Linked DNA regions of Homo sapiens: region 2 is linked to region 1. Evidence: read pairs that join two places in POLR2A ChIA-PET (ENCODE). Cell type or tissue: CD4-positive, alpha-beta T cell. All regions are shown on one strand. Each heading gives the region's core, and the rest is flanking DNA. Links, peaks and the distances in the headings are about the cores only. Region 1 overlaps LOC105374524 (a long non-coding RNA gene). Region 2 holds the start of PPARGC1A (PPARG coactivator 1 alpha).

Region 1 (11,906 bases), core at 4,191-9,190:
TATAGTTCTGCATTGACTCTCCTCAGGTCTAGGAAAGCGTCTTGATGTATTAGTCTTCTCTTAATATAGCTCTATAGTCTTCTGTTATTACATTTGGGTTATAATTTTTCCATCATTTACTTACAATTATGCTGCATCTTTCTCTTTTTGCTGTGTTTATTTTAAGCAGCACATAGTAGAAGTCACTTTTTTTTTTTTTTTTTTTAAAGACATGAGGTGTCACTTGGTCACCAAGGCTGGAGTGCAGTGGCACAATCATAGCTCACTGCAGCCTTGAACTCCTGGGCTCCAGGTATCCTTCTGCCTTAGCCTCCCGAGTAGCTGGGACTACAGGGGTGCACCACAGTGCATGGCTGAGTTTTAAAACAAATTTTGTAGAGATGGGAGTATTTCACCATCTTGCCCAGGCTGGTCTCCAGCTCCTGGGCCCAAGCAATCCTTCCACCTTAGCCTCTCAAAGTACCAAAATTACAGGAGTGAGTCACCACACCCAGCCAGAAGTCCATTCCTAACCCAGTAAAAGAGTGTTGATTTTTATGTATTGATTAGCCTGCTAACCTTGATTAAGATAAACTATACATATTGTTTTATTTCTAAGAGATTATTTGTATTTTAATTTGTCCTGATTTATTTTTCTGCTTATTTTCTATCTCATTTTTTTCTGTTATTGACTGATTTTTGGTGGAATATTTCACTCTAAATTTTATTTTTCCCTTTAAAGTAATATGTGTGTACTCTTTCATGTTTAGCCCTTGAAATTTTTAACAATATAGATGATTTAAAATAACTCAGAATGTATCAACTCTAATCACTTCTTTCCGACATATGTTTTTGGCTAGTGTTTTCATATCACTTAGACTTATTCTTAAGCCACTGTCATTGGTCAGCATTTTTATTCTTTTCAACAACCAGGATTTGTTTTAATTTACACACATAATTGCCTTTTATTTCCATGATCCCCTTAAATGTCTGAATTTCCTTCTAAAAGTATTTTCATTTCTCCTAATGTACATCCTTTATTCTTAAGGGTAATCCATTCTCTAAGATTGTGTTTGTGTTTCTGAAATTTTTTTTTTGCCACCATTAAAAAAAAATCATACAGAGACTGAAACTAGGGTGGCTCTCATTACTTTGTTATCTAGAAGTTTAAGGTCACAATTTCACTGTGCTCTGACTTTTACCTTGAGAGTTCCAATGATCGTCTAATTTCATATTCTTTGTGGATGATTTGTTTATCTTTTCTGGATGTTTCAGAGATCTTAGGCTTGTCTTTAGTGTGTTGCAGTTTGAAAATAACAATAAAGTGTCTATATATGAATCTTTTTCTTTTTTAAGTCTTGGTTGAGATGTGTTTTTTCCCTGAAATGGAAGATCACTGGTTTTCATCACTTCAAGAACATTTTCAGCCATTATCTCTTTTCATTTGGGCCTTTGTCTCATTTCCTCCATATGCTGCTTCTGCAATTCTAAATTTTTTAAAATTTCTTTACTTTTCTATGCTGTGTTATTTATTCAGGCACATTTTCAAGTTATCTAATTGTTTATTAGGATTTGGCCAATCATATATAGTAAATTAATTTGCCCTGTGTGTTACAGATATTATTCCCCAGTCCTGTTTTCTTTTTTCTTCATTCATAGTAATTTTCATATAGGTGAATTTATTATTAATTTATTTCATGGTGTCAGTGGGTTTTTTTCTTTTAAAAGTGAATTACACAATTCAGGCTTATATAATAAATATTCTGCTATGTTTAAATGTTTATTTCATTTTATCCTTGTATATTCCAACTACATAGATTTCAATTTGGATTAAAGAAAGAATACTATAGAAAACTAGTTTTGTGTTTGTTTCTAAATGGCAAAAGCATTTTGAAAGTATAAATGTCTTTACTGGATTAGTGGACTGCAAGCTCCTTCAGGGAGGCCACTCCACCTCCTCATCATTAAACACACGGAACTAACTTCAGTGACTAACAATTAGAAGTTGCTCTACATATACTTTGAAGTTATTTTATAAACAAATTAGCAACCTTCAAAAATGTGCAAATTAATACATTATATTTAAATTTCTGACTTCAGAAATTTTATGTAAAAATGTAATACAGCCTAAACTATGTATAAATTATACATAAATACATATCTTTTATGTTAACGTATAGCAAATGTTTACATATTTATGTAACATTAAGAATTCTTTTATATTATTTTATTATTCTCTTTATAGTCTTACTAAATAGTATATTAAATTATAATTTTTATAAATGCATCCATTTTATTAAGTTCATTTACCATATTTAATTTAACTTATTATTTGATGTTGGCAATTTAGATAGTTTCTGATTATTTTCATTATAGTAGGTTATACTTCAGAAACGTATTTGTGTAGCTAGCAATGTGTATGTGCTGTGGCATGACTGATTGCACAGTAGGAACTTTGTACAAGGTGTATGTTCAAACCTAACTTCACTTCTACTTACTGGCAAATTACTTGACCACTCTGGGCTTCACTGGGCCAAGCTCACAGGGTTTTCACTGGGATTAAGTCGAAAAGAGTATGTGGACTTCACCCAGTGTAAACTCAACAAATGCCAATTGACTATACCCTCCCTAAGACTTTCTCTTTATAATAAAGATATATCAGTAGAATTATTTAGTCAAAGACTATGGGCAGCTAATGGCTATTGCTAAGTATGTAACTGATAGCCACTGCCTGAATGAATGACTCATGACTATTTAGTCTAGAGCAGTAGAGTAAACATGAGCATCACTTACATCACATAAACAGCACAACCTACAAAGAATGTCCCCCCAGTTTATAGATAAGGAAGTGAAGCACAGAGAGGTAAGTGGTTTTCTAAAACCACACAGCTGAAAAATGGCAGTCAAATGACAGACTTGTATCCAGGCTTTCTAACTCCAGTGATTGTGTACTATGATGCCTGAAACTTTTAAAATCATGTCCCTGATACTAATTACTTTCTATTTCATGACACATTTTAATAAAGTTTCTTAATTTAAAATTGCACAAGATTTAGGGCAGCCTTTATTTTCTTTAGTAGTCATTTTCCACTTAGTCATACAGTACTTCAGTGTTAGTGATTTCACAAATGTATATATATGCCTCCTCTGCTTATTTTAAGCTTCTTTAAGAGTTAGACTAACTTCACATACTTCTTTTTAATTCTCTATAATATCTCCATAGTGGCTAATTGGTAAATACTTATTGCTTGATGTTTAGACAGTCTAAATATTTCATTTCTCTGTGAAATATTCTTCTTATAATAAGCCAATAGAAAATTAAAGTTGTCATAAGAAAACAAATCTAAAGAGAAAAAGAAATGTGTCCAAAGGTCATGTTTGATGCATGCTAGATGTGTTCTAGACCAGTATCTTCAACAATTTTTTGTGAAAATAATCCTATTACAGTTTCCTGAAGATCTTTGAATAGAAGAGTATCAACACTAGAATCTTCCTAGCTAGTAATCTTGCCAGTCTTGCATGTGGGTGGGAAATAACCAACCAGCTTGAATGCAGGTAACAGTTTATAATCTAAGAGACTATCTCAAACTGCCTTGGAAACCTAGTCTAAAATTAGCACCATGCCAAACATGGTGGATGTTTGTATTATTGTTTCTGATTTGAGAGATGAAAACATAACTCCAAACTCAAGAGGCAGCAGGAAATATGGACAGAAATTCAAACCAATTTTGATGATTGCATTTGCCACCAACAAGCTGAATAAACTAAGCTGCTTTCCTGATACATGGAGCTTCAGTAAAAGGTACAGATAAATAACTCCCTTAACTTCACAGGGATGCTGTAAAGATTAATGTGATAATATATTATCATTGACCCTGTAATAGGCGCCTAGGAAATTATGTTCTTGCCATGATTAAAAGATTACTTATGAGGAGCACCTACTTTCTATTCCTTCTATAGCCATCTGGGTTTTGAGGGCATCCAATTATTACAAATATAAATTGAGATATGTTTAAAGATATAAAGTATAGATATTGTTTGTTCTTCAGATCAGTAATTATATATTATACTGCTGCTACTGTAACTAAACTATAAAATCATACTAATACATTTGTGTGAATTAACAAATAAAACATTAAGTAAATCAATTATTGTTATTTATTATATTGAACTTCAAAATAGACTAACTTTCCTTAAGATGCAGTTAGAAAAATTATCGGCAAGGCAAAAATTGCCTAATAAATTTTATTTTTACATATGGAGAAAATCTTTTCTCCATCAAATAGTCTTATTTCGTTCAATGAACTTGAAGAGTAAAACCATCACTTAAAAGTGAATTAAATGGTAGTCATAAAATTTTCTCCAAATCTGCCAAATAAATGACCACATGAAAAGAACTACAGGATACATTTATGAGTCAGTAAATTTAATACTGTCATTGAGAAAATATGGATATATAATGTTGATCTACTCCCAAAGCATATATTTTAGAAACTTTGTGGGTTAATTTCAGTGCCTGCTCCAAGAGGAGTTGCATTTATGCCCATAATGTATAACATAGTTATTATAAGTACTGAGAAATATTTTTTTCCCTGAAAGCCAATCTACTGAGTCATCTAGGCTGGTCTGAAGTACTCAGATCTGCATACTGTTTCCTTCCAGTTAGTGGAAGAGCAGCCAGACTCTCAATGCCATTCCCTCCAGCTCTGTCACTCACTCTGAAGTTGAGAGGGAAGATGAAGCCAGGCTGACTCCGGTCAGCAGTGCAATGGTGAGGTTCACCAACATCATTGTTCATCGCATCTTGACTGAGAGACACAGGGGAAAAAAAACAGATCCAAAGCCTTCCCATGCGACAAGCAAAGCAAGCAAAAACAATTTTAATGATGGAAAATATTTACTTCATTTTTTTTCTTTTTGCTTAATCAGATCTATTAACACAATTCAAAGATAAGAGACAATGAAGGGTTAAGACAAAAAACCCATCTGTTGGACCATGCAAGTTGCCACCTTTGATGGGCAGAAGCTCTGTGCATATCCTCAATTATTTTCAAGTGAATGACTAAGAGCATAATGGAGAGATATATGACTTTATTTACAAGGCAATGGGCACTTTCATCTGACGCTAGGGTACTATTACATGATATGCATATTCAACTCAATGGGATTTTATCATATGTATTTTGATGGGAAAGAAAGAGAAAAAGAAGGTAAAGGAAAGAAAAGAAGTAGAAAAGAAGACTTATCCATTAAATTGATACTGATATTCAGCTTGTACAGTCGTTCAGTGTGCAAATATTCCAGAACTAGAATAAATTGCACAAATTGGGAGCCCAGAATCTGCCTTCTGCCGGCATCTTGGTTGCCATATGCCTCAAAAAGCCTTAGCAGCTCATCCCGTTAAATGTGTTTAAAGACCTCATTTTTGGATCAACATAGCCTATGTGAAGAAGCCAACTCCTTTATCAGGGGTTCAGCTGAATATACAGTGATCAATTCCAATGCTGGAGGAAACACTGACTTTGCTCAATTTGGTGAGAGAAGGTCTCTTACATGGCACCCACCAAAGGGAGTTCCAAGGGTAATTTCAAAATATCCAATTTTCTTCTTGTTTATGCTCTGACTTTATAAACTAACCTTCATGTGAGGGGCACCTTCATTTTATTTCCAAGTGTTCTCAGTTAATACAGCCTTTTTGCAGAAGATGGTAGCCCAACAACAGCTCATAAATGAGAAAGAGCTGTGAAGGTAACAGATGCAAAGCTGTATGCAGAATAAGGCATGGAGCAAAAGGAAAAGGGTGCAAGAGAAAGAAAAAGCAAAACCAAAAAGTGGAAAGCATAAAAAGGGAAGCCAACAGTAAAAATGGGCACATGGATTGAATTTTGTAGGCCTTCCAGTACCCTTGACCCATGTAGAATTGTTCAAAATATACACTTTATTTGTGTCTGTGATTGTACTTTAATGTCTGAACTTGCCATACTCAAGTTGACCTGAGGTTTGAAATACTAGCCTTTCATTAATCTAATTGTACTCCCAATATTTAAATAATTGTTGAAGGAATTCATAAGTTCTCCCATGTTGAATCACTCTTTGACTAAAGGAATTCATTAGGTTTTTCTTTCTTTCGGCTTCTCTTAATGAAGTTATATTGGAAATAAAAGTTCATTTATGAATAGGAAGAGGTAGAAAAATTATGTGGAATTGGACAGCACATAAAGATAGAGATCAGAAAGTCTTATTTTTCAAAATTATTTTGAAGATTTTCATAATGTTTTATTCATTATAGTAATTTTTTTTATTTACCATACACTGGCCCACCTAAGCAACATCAACTGAGGACACAATGCTTGGCTGGATTCCCATGAGCGAACTTTTACTGGATAACAAATGCTTATTTTAAAGACTGATGCAACTCTTTATCCGTTAACCTAATGCAAATTGAAACGTTAGTAGGTATCCAGGAATAAGCTAGGTAGAGTCGAAACATATAAGAAAAATAAACAACACATTTTCTTTACCCTAAGAATATCCATTATTGTCTGGGGCAAACCAAGTGAAGATAGAAGAAACAGAAAATAGAAGATTACTATCACATTGCTGTATTATGCCTTTCTTGCGACGAGTGCTATCGGACTTCAGAAATGGGAGATTAACATGTAGGCTCCAAGGGCCAGAATCAACTTCATGAAAAAGGTGGAATTTTAATTGGGCATTGAATAACGGGTAGAATGCGACTAATCAGTGAAATGAATACAGGGGCTTTCCAGACTGAAGAAAATGTCTTAACAGAAAGCACAGAATGGTTATAGGCAGTGTTTGGAGAGAGTGGGAAATGGACAGCAGAGCTGGCAGACATGGGGAGGAGGTTCAGGTTTGAGGGTACCCAAAAGGAACTGTGAACAGTTTTATTTGTGGCAAGATACAACTTGCTGTGGCTATAGTTTCTTTTTATATCCAAATAAAATACCATGATCCAATCTCAGCTGTGAGAAAGCCTGCACCCTTCTCCATTTCCTGAGGGTTCCAGGGCAGGAGTGCTGATGTTCTCCTGCACCTACCTCTGCCATCCTCTCCATCTTACTTCTGCTTCTCCTTCCACATCTTTCCTTTTACAATACCTATTTACTTCTACATCTCCTGAACCTTCTAGGTACTACCTGGCTCTGTGCATAGACGCAGCCTGTCCCCTTCATTGCTGGAACCACCACTAATTCAAAGTGGTGCAGAATATAATATTCTATAAGGTACAGAATATTACATTCTAACTGAAGATTAGGGGAATTATACAGAGGTATTGGGGGGATATTACAGCAAAATGGCAAACAGCCTAGGATTGATAAATATGACTATTAAAATTTTTTAGCCATCTCTATCCCAAGACATTTTTTAGAAAGCCTTATTCTTGCTCAGAATCCAGCTGGCCACAATTTCCTGATGTCTCTGTGTGTCTGTGAGTGTGAGTGTTTGTATATAATGTGTTTGTCTCAATTTCCATATTCTCCTATTTCTAGAATACACCACTACTTCTACCCCTAAAACCAGCAAGGCTCAAAGGCAAACTTCTTGACACTTGATACTTCAGAGTAATTTTGTTCTTCTGTCTCCACTTCCACCCTGGACCAGTCTTGGGGACCTAATTTTGAATAATCTAAAAATTTCATCAGTGTGTTTTCCTAAACAAAAGAGCATCTACTCCAGAGATGAATTCTGCTATTCTCCTATAATGCAGAAAACAGCTGCAGCCATTTCTATATTTTAGTGATTTCTTTTTCTTGCCTGTTACATATTATTTAAGCTTGATTAGCTAAGCAAATCACTCAGGTTCAGGAGCAAGGAAGAGGCATAACAAAGAAAATTTTTTTAGGACGGCAAAGCTCATATGAAGAAGGCTCTGGACAGTGCTTGGTTAATACTTGGGGAAAAAACAAAACGACCTTCCCTTTGTTTTGTTTTGTTTTTTTGTCTTTCGCCATATTCAACAAAATAAACTCTAGCAAATAAAAAGAAAATCACTATATGAAAGCAAGGCGATAGCACTGAAAGTGCGGAGTGGGAAAAACTGGCTACGTAGATAGCATAGTTCTATTATTTTCACAAAATATTTTGCCCTTCACTGGTGACCCTTTGCATCTGTTGCATGTGGTGCTGAGCCAGGGACATTACGAGAGTCAATGGGGATAAAGTAACAGACTCCAGTTCCCTAATGGGAGAGAAGCCCTCATTTATGCTGTTGTAAGTGTGCATTCTGAAGACTTACAAAACCATTTAGATTTTTTGAAGCTTTTAGATTTCCCTGAAAATCACCAAACCGCCATCTTAATTTGTGCAATTAGTCTGTGTTTAGGAAGTGTGTTGACAGCAGTCTTTTTGAAAAGGGAGGTATGTGTGAGTAAATAGTTCAATTTGTCCTTTACAGGTCCTGGGAAGAACATTCAACTGTGAGGCTCGTTTGACAGAAGCTGTATTTAGGGTGTTTTCCCTGAATGCAGCTGCAAGATTAGAACCTGGATAAAAACCCAGGAGTATAAAATGTTCAACTGCCAGCAGGCACCATACCTAGGCAGGGTCAAGGCCCCAGACAAATGACACTGTGCCAGGTCCATCTGCCCCTCTCTTAGTCACTTGGATAAAATCTAGGTAAGATGAACTTTGCTGGCAGCCTTGATCAATGAAACTGGAGCACAAATATCACAATCTGTTATCAGTAGATAGAAGTGGTTTTGGGTCCAAGCCAATCTCCAAGGGGAGGACCTGAGATTCACAGGCTGGTGGTAATTTTTATGTCAGTGACCAGGTAGTTATGCCCTTTCCTTTTTCCCAAAGCTCTGAATCACAGAATCCACTAAGGGGCAGCTCTGTGGTCAAGAATGAACTTGGCACAAAACTTCGGCCACCTGTTATTCTCAAGGCACAGCCAAGGAGGCAAGATGTGGGCAAAGACTAGATGTCCCTTGCCATAATAAGACCTTTTCCTGCAGGCAGCCCTTGACTTTCCTCAACAGTGAGACTACAGCCAGCCTGCTTTGTCCATTTGTTAAAGCAAAGTATGAATTGCTACTCTTTATTGTCCTGAAAAGTCACTCTCTTTGGTAATGCCTATGTGTATCAGGTGCTTGGCTATGATTGAACAGCTTTTTCTGTAGAGAAGGAAGCACCACCTTGTATTCCCACTAAATGTCTTGGTCTGCCTCTGGTGCACACTATCCCATGATGGATGCATGTATAAATTCAAACTGCATGTCTTTTATGAGTTGCATGCTGTTTCTCCAGCCTTTTTTTTTTTATATAGCATCCTCCTGCTTGCAATGAAACAAGCGTATTGGGTTTTATATGGTTATTAAATTTCACATAAGACAAACTATACAAAGGCTTTTTATGTAGCTGTAGACCTCTTCACAATACCTTTTTTTTTTTCCTCTCACCACTGCCACACCCCCTAACTCCCCATTCTATTTTCTTCTTTTTTCCTCTGGTCTTGAAACTTCTTATTCAAAATATTCTGGAGACTTCCATTTTTCTTTTTCTGCCTGTTTCTTGCTTGCTTTTATGAATTCAATGTATGGGAATCATTCTTTTTAACTATGGAGGAGCACATGAATGAAGGTCTATAATGACAACATCTGTCTTTCCTAAACAGATGTTGGGATAATCCCTGATTGCACACTTAGTATTTAGGTCAGTATAACCCAACATTCACCCTGAGAGTGAGGGTCCTCTGGTGTTCCTAGGGCAAAGGCAGATATTTGATTATCTCAACTATACGTTATTCTTGATGGTAAACCTCATTTTTGAACACAAAGGTGCTAATCTACCATCTACTGTACAACAATATTTAGTTGTATGTATTATACTATAAATTAGGTAGCACACAAAGCCAGTGTCCACATTATGACATTTGTTTACAAAATAATATGCATAGATAGGTCCTATATTATCTTGAGGTATATTTCTTTATGCAATAAGTCCAGATAAACATTCCACTACATTACATGCTATCCTAATTCACAGTAGTCAAATATTCCCAAAGGCTTTTGGGGGTTTAAGTTAATCCATGGTTAATCATGACCTTCACATGAAAACTTGGCTCTAGTATTATTTCCCAAAGAAAACTACAATATACCAGCCATACTTTGCCAACACCAGAATGCTTACGACATGATGAACAAGTTGCACATATACCCTTACGAACAAGTCAAAGAGTTGTAATTCAGATGGCAGGCTGGGAATGTATTATTCTGAAGAATGTAATTCAAGATGCCTGGGAAATATGAAGCACGGGTCATCCCAAACTACACACTCAGGAAAAACAGCCTTTAGAGGGAAGCAATGCTTGAGCAGAAACCTGTATGAAAGGAGGGCACCAGACATGGAAATACCTAGGGAAGAGGACAAGAGGCATAAGGAACAGCAAACACAAAGTACCTTATATGAGAATGAGTGTGGAAACAGGAAGGAGGACCATGTGGCTAGAGCGGAGTCCGCTGGGGAGAAGGTGGAAGGAAATGAGGTCAGGAAAGTAGCCAAAGGCAAGATCAGGGTCTTGTAGACCTTTAAAAAACATCTTGAATCTTACTCTAAATGTGGAAAGCACAAGTAAATGAGAGCAAAGGAATGATAAATAAAGACCAAGATAATACAATAATTATGTTACAATGTAATGAGTAAGAGCTATTTAAAAATATAATCCCAGAAAAGAAAATGCCTAATATTTCTTAGGAAACCAAGGCAAGTAAAACTGGCTTTGATCTTGAAGTACTTGGCTGAGAAAGGGGAAAATGTGTTTCAGACTGAGGCAACAGTTATGTGCAGAGACAACAATACACATAAAAGTAGAGGAGGAAAAATTGCCGTAATATATTCAGACAACCCTTGAAATAGTCAATCTGGTTGGAGAATGGGAGGAAGTGGCATAAGGTAAGGTTAGTATCAGATCTTCAGTGTCCCTGTATGTCTCCCTAAGGAATCTGGACCTCAGGCAGCAGGCTAGGGAAACACTGAAATATTTTAAGCAAGGAAGTTATGCAGCATGATCATAGTTTTATTTTGGAATAATAAATCTGTCTGTAGTGTGAAGAATTAATTGAAGCACAGGGGACTATCTGAGGTCAGGACTACCAGCTGGATAACTTGAAATCTATTTGAGTAAGAAGAAATGAACTAGGGCAATGACAGTAAAGATAAATATATTGGAGGGTTATTTGGAAGGTATGGCCTCACAACTAGATGTGAGTGGTAAAACTGAAGGCTGTCAAGCATAATTTCTTGGCTCATGGTTTGAGGAATTGAGTCTATGGTGATATCATTACCCAATATAGAATGGAGGATCAGGTTTGAGCCTAGAGGTATTTTCAGATTTAATAAAAAATGTAATCTGTGAAATAGAGGAGATACTCAATGGAACAAAGACCTAGGGAAGGTAAGAGAAAACACAAATAAGAGCATAGGTCTAACAGCTTTGGCAAAGGATGAGGGACAGCTTATTAAGTAGAAAAATATGTAGTGGTTGATGAAAACCTGGGTAAATTCAGAAATGGAAGGGGAAAAAATGTTAAGGGAGTTCAGTCTGAATTACCCCTTTCTCTATGTGTGTGTATTTGGATGCATACACATATAAATATGTATGGTATGTGCATGTGTGTACATATGTATACATTATTAAGTGTAGATTATGTATACGTCAATATAATTATATAGACACACTAAGAGAAAAGGCTTTGTAGAAGATAAGTTAGATAAAACAGTTTCAAAAGGATGGATGACTTTGCACAGAACAAAAATAAAAAATGATGCTGAAATTTCAAGCCTAGATGGTTAAGTATGGTATCATCCTTTGAAGAAGCTGAGGAAACAATTTGGGTACCAGCTTATTGGTAGGAGAGGGTAAATTATTAATTTAATTTCAGACATGTTGAATTTGAGATGAT
Region 2 (5,000 bases), core at 1-5,000, 500 kb after region 1:
TGATTCAAAAAATGAAAACTGCCAACGCTACCTGCTGCTCGTAATATTTTATACAGGCGGAGGTGATTCCCAGAGCCGCTGCCATGTAGGCAAAGCTTCTAGCAGCTAGCTGCCTATAGTGCAACAGAGAAGTGACTGGCCAATCTCAGCCGACTGGCGACTCTATCCATGGCTGGACAAGTAGCCAAGACCTTTCCTCCTTAAGAAAAAAATTTAAAGGCCACTATTCTAAATGCTTCTGATGTTTATTTGAAAATGACTGCAGGAATTCCAATGATTAAAATAAATCTTCCTTATTTCCATATGATCTAGTTCCTCAATCAACTCCTAACAGCATCAGGAATAATACATGATGGAAAAATGAAACTACAGCAGCTGAGACCCACAGTGCCAGCCAGACAACCACCCACAGGACACTCCGGCTACTCAAAGGCAATTAGGACTTTGAAGCCACTTATAACCCTGACTCATAATGGCTACAGGGCATATGAATTATCCATATCTATTCCGCCTTACCAAGAAATCAGAACAAGATAACAATTACAATCCACAAATACGATCTACCAAGGCAAGGGAGGGCAAATGGAGCCAACATTTGCAAACCCAGCAAAGAGTTAAGAATCCCGGGCATGCCTCGCTAGATAGGAAAAATGCATTCACAGACGGCCTTGGCCAAATTATTTTCACTTTAGATGTGTATCGCTGCACCACATGGACATCTTATTTAATCAAATCACGTGTGGGCTTGATCCTCCCCCTTACCCTACGTGCCCCCAGCTACCCAGAGGAAACACTCGCAGTCTTTTGCCAGATTCATTGTTAGCAGCTGGGATCCTCCATGCAATTCAATTCGAGTCCATCTCACCAGAGTCCACAGAAAGTTTTGCTTGTTTCCCAAGTTGCCCAAACTTTCCTTCCGAGAGCATTCCATTGTGCTGAATGCAAACACGCCGAGGTCCTCCGTCCCCCCACTAGACTCCAGAGATTACGAGGAAACTGCTTGCGTTATTTTCCCCCCTGTATGAATTGTAGCCAGCAGAGACTGTGGAATTGATGTATTGCTGTCTATTTTTACACTAGCAGCGAGCAGCTCCACACACAGTCCTGCATAAACTCTATTCTCTCTCAGCTTCAGGCAGCTCTCCGTGGTACAGGAAGATTTAACCATTGGCTTCCCTGCCACCGACGCGAACGGAAAACCTTGCACTGCCAGGCGTTTCTTTTTATTCGCTGGCCAAATCTTTCAACCACGTATAGGAGTTTTAAAGGAAGCAGCATCGTTGTTTTGTGTTCTGTGGGAAAAGCAATCTAAAATAGCCCAGCAGGATTATTTAGGATTTTGTAAGTTCTCTGTCTGATGAACAGAGAGAGAGGGGGGAAAAATCCGGACTAGAGTCAAAACGGACTATATTTGAACACATCCATTTTAATATTTTTATCTTCGTCTTATTATAAATAGAAATGGCATTTTTCCAACCAGGCCACTAAACACCACTGGAAAGACTTCAGCTTCTGATTCATATCAATATCTTAGAGCATAAATATTGCATATGAGTAGAAACAGTGCCAAAGTCACATGGAAAGAGTTTCTAACTGCAACAGATACTGATGACAGCAGCTAAGCTTTGATTTGCTCAAGCCATCTCAGAGCCACCTTAAAATAGCAAACTTATTGGAGTTAAGATAAGATTGAGATTCTTCTAAAAGCTCCTGCCTGGACTACTTTCCTGGCTCCTCTCTTTGCCCAAGCCCATCCCCCCTTACAGGAATAATAGCATCTGAGGGAAGCGTCAGTTGTGGCTGCAGCGCCGAGCCCTGCCCCAGCTCACCTCGATGTCACTCCATACAGACTCAGAGTCCTGGTTGCACATGTCCCACGCCATCCAGCTCCTGAATGACGCCAGTCAAGCTTTTTCAACTCCAATCCACAGTGACACAGAGCACACACTCATGCAGGCAACCAGCCCCTTACTGAGAGTGAACTGAAGGCACCTGTCTTACTACAGTCCCCAGTCACATGACAAAGCTATTAAAAAGTAGGCTGGGCTGTCACTCACCCAGCCTCCCTTCCCCTGTGCAGCTTGCTGCTCTAACTCGTGACGTCACTCAAAGGCAGCCCTCTGCTTCAGTGAAGTAACGCTTTAAAAAAAAAAAAAAAGAAAGAAAAAGAAAAGAAAGAAAGAAAGGAAACACTTAGACTTTTGGAGGCTTCAAGCATCATGCTGTGATTAAAGCCAGCTTTGAATGCCACAGACTCTAAACGGAGCCCTGGCCATATAATAACCAAAATCCCCTGCAATCTTTTTTTAATTTATTTTCCTTCCAAAACAAGCAAGTGGCAAAGCTCCCTGTTTCATGACAGAGTAACTATATTCTTAGCTAAAACGTGTATTCCCTAAGAACTCTTTAATTCTAAGATCTCCAAGTGGACTCAAGCTCAGTTTGGGACTAAAGCAAGAGCTTATCACATGATGCATTTTTATGAGACATTTTCTCATTGAGGGAGTGTTTGAAAGCGCAAACGGGGCTTTTTTTTTTTTTTTTTTTTTTTTTGCTTGTTTAATCAACAAAATAGCCTGTATGTGTTAAGGTATAAACAAACTCCTCCACCCAGAATTCGGCTGCCCCCATGGCAGTAGGGAATACCAGCTCCCGAAGAGTTGCTGCAGTTTTCTTTGCTCCATATAAGGAGAACAAGCCACAAAACCCCATCCTTTCAGCTTCCTTCTAATTATTTCCATTTCTCTCATAGGCTCCCAGAAAACAAGTGTTAGTAAATACAGTCGCTGCTGCTCTGCTCAGATCAGCTTTGATTCCCGGCTCCTATTTTTCATACATGTAGCGTTTCCTCCCTAACTGCCTTAGGGTGCCTTTTTGAATAAACATTGAATTCCAACCCTAGTGCCCTGGGTTGTGTAGTTTGCGTTTTGAAATCAAGAATGTCTGTGAACTGAGGGAAAAATACCAACACACTATTAGCAGAAATATTCAATTCCTGAGCTTTACTTTCTATTATTTTTCAGCTTGTACCTTGAGACAATGAGGGCTAATGCAGGTAGGTGCAACTGTTTTATGATGACACTACATATTGAATACATAACAAACTCAAGGTACTGGACACAGTGGAAAAACACTTCCTGTAACATGACAGTGGTCTGACTTAACCCTTCCAAGTTCCCAGGAGATGTACACGTGTATGTATCTGTGTGAATAAACATGTTTTCATAAAATGTTAAACCCAATATACTTTTAGAATCAGCTCAATTCTTTTACTTGATAATAATTTACCTGAAAACAATCCCCCAGTTACCTAAATATAATTTGTAAAGCATTATTCTACTGAGGTTAATTTACACTGTTCTTCATTGTCCATCTCCTTAAACAGAAAAACATGGTTATTTGCCCTAACACATATTTTAAATATTAAATTGCTCAAATATTAAAGTGAAAGAAAGAACAAAAGAAACAAAATACCAGCAGACTGCTGCTTCTTTCAGACCATACATATTATAAGAGATTTGTGTGCTGTGAGAGCTGCAACAAGTTGCTAGTAAATTCCCAAATAATGTAAGGAAGTTGACAGTTTATCATTACTGGGCATAAAAAGGTGGCCAAGAGCTTTGACATTTTAAGTTTGCTGAATACAGTTCACCAGCACATTTTCCCTTTTATAAACAGCAGAAAATTACTGTAGTTTTAATTTTCTAATGAAAGAACAGGAAAATACAACCTCGGGAATGCTTTTATACAAGCAATTAGTGGCATTACTCTGCACTCCCCACAAAGAAACACTAATTTTCTTCCCAATTATATTCTGATTTAATGTAAAACTTCAGTAAATTATTAAAATTCAGGACAAAGGTCATTGGCTCTGCCCTCAAGGATCAACTGTGAAATAATATTGGTCACCTGGCCAAGAAGAGTCAATGTTTATTAATTATTATCATGTGATTCTTCCATTGTGATATTCACTGATACCTTTATTTGTGTTTATCCAATGCTAGATATTCATCATATTTTTAAAACCTATTCACATCTTTTAGAGATGTTCTTTACATTAGAACAGGCTCGTTATAATTTTTGATATTCTAACCTGCCCAGATTGTATTGTTAGGGTTTTCTTATTTTTTGCCATCTAATTCTACTTCTAAAAAATCAAATCAGCACATGCACTGAAACCAGAAGTGATTTCAAATACACTTGTGTTTTCTTCACTCTCACTATCACAAAGAGGATGGAATTCAGAAGTAACAACATTTAAAAGACTCATAAACTACAGTATATTGCATTTCCCCCTCAAATTTCTATTACTGGACAAATCAAAATTAAATAGATTCCTAGGACAAATTAGAGTGCTTTCCACGATATTTTTTTTTTGTCTTAAAACTACAACTGTAATGAGAGGGATGTTTTAGAGGTTTTATAATTTTGTTAATTAACTCTTCAGATTAAATTTTTTCTTCAGTCCAGTTTTTTTTTTTTTCTTTTCTCAGGAGAACTTAAATGGTTCATTGCTCACCAACCTTGGTTTTTTTCTGGTTCCCCGGGCCATTTCTCTATTTAATTCTCTCTCTGCTTTGACTATTTCTCTTACTCTCTACCCACAGCCCTCCTTTCACCCCTTCGTCAACTCTGTCTCCAAAATTCCCAAATATCTGGTTTCAGACAACAAGGATCTATTGAAACCTTACTGTGTGCACAGCCATGTATCACAAGGACTGCCAAGAAAGCATATGACATGGACACAAGAGAGCTTACAATTTTAGGGGGATGACAACCCTTAAAAATGGGGAATAATTTGGTATGAAAAACCAACGTCACTTGGATCAACACCCAGATTCCTCTTCTACTGCTTAAAACACACCCTGGTGAGATACAAGTTCCTTTCATTGACCACTGCAGTTCACACCCAAATCAAACCCATTTTTTCTCAACAATAGAAAGAGGTATTTATTAACATCTGCTGAGTGCCCCCAATGTTGCATATCTACACAAAGCCT

The links. ChIA-PET counts read pairs that join two places held together with the same protein. Peaks named below come from ENCODE experiments on the same cell type or tissue, not always from the same donor. Only the 100,000 strongest peaks of a DNase experiment are listed, where the experiment ranks them.
Region 2: POLR2A ChIA-PET joins it to region 1 with 11 read pairs; 2 of 35 experiments call an interaction of 5 or more read pairs at or near these places.

What each region holds. Positions count from the first base shown.
Region 1 is chr4:23,380,320-23,392,225 of GRCh38, forward strand. All of the region lies in intron 17 of LOC105374524 (a long non-coding RNA gene), which reads left to right. All of the region lies in intron 2 of LOC105374523 (a long non-coding RNA gene), which reads right to left. Among named protein-coding and RNA genes, the nearest start is that of PPARGC1A-AS1, 380 kb to the right of the region's middle. In CD4-positive, alpha-beta T cell, for the core only: no CTCF peak of the experiment used is centred there; no DNase peak of the experiment used is centred there.
Region 2 is chr4:23,888,075-23,893,074 of GRCh38, forward strand. PPARGC1A (PPARG coactivator 1 alpha) reads right to left here and starts at 1,973. Exons shown (of 13, transcript NM_013261.5): 1 at 1,830-1,973. The coding sequence starts at 1,883. In CD4-positive, alpha-beta T cell, for the core only: no CTCF peak of the experiment used is centred there; a DNase peak (open chromatin) is centred at 2,007; H3K4me3 peaks cover 385 bases.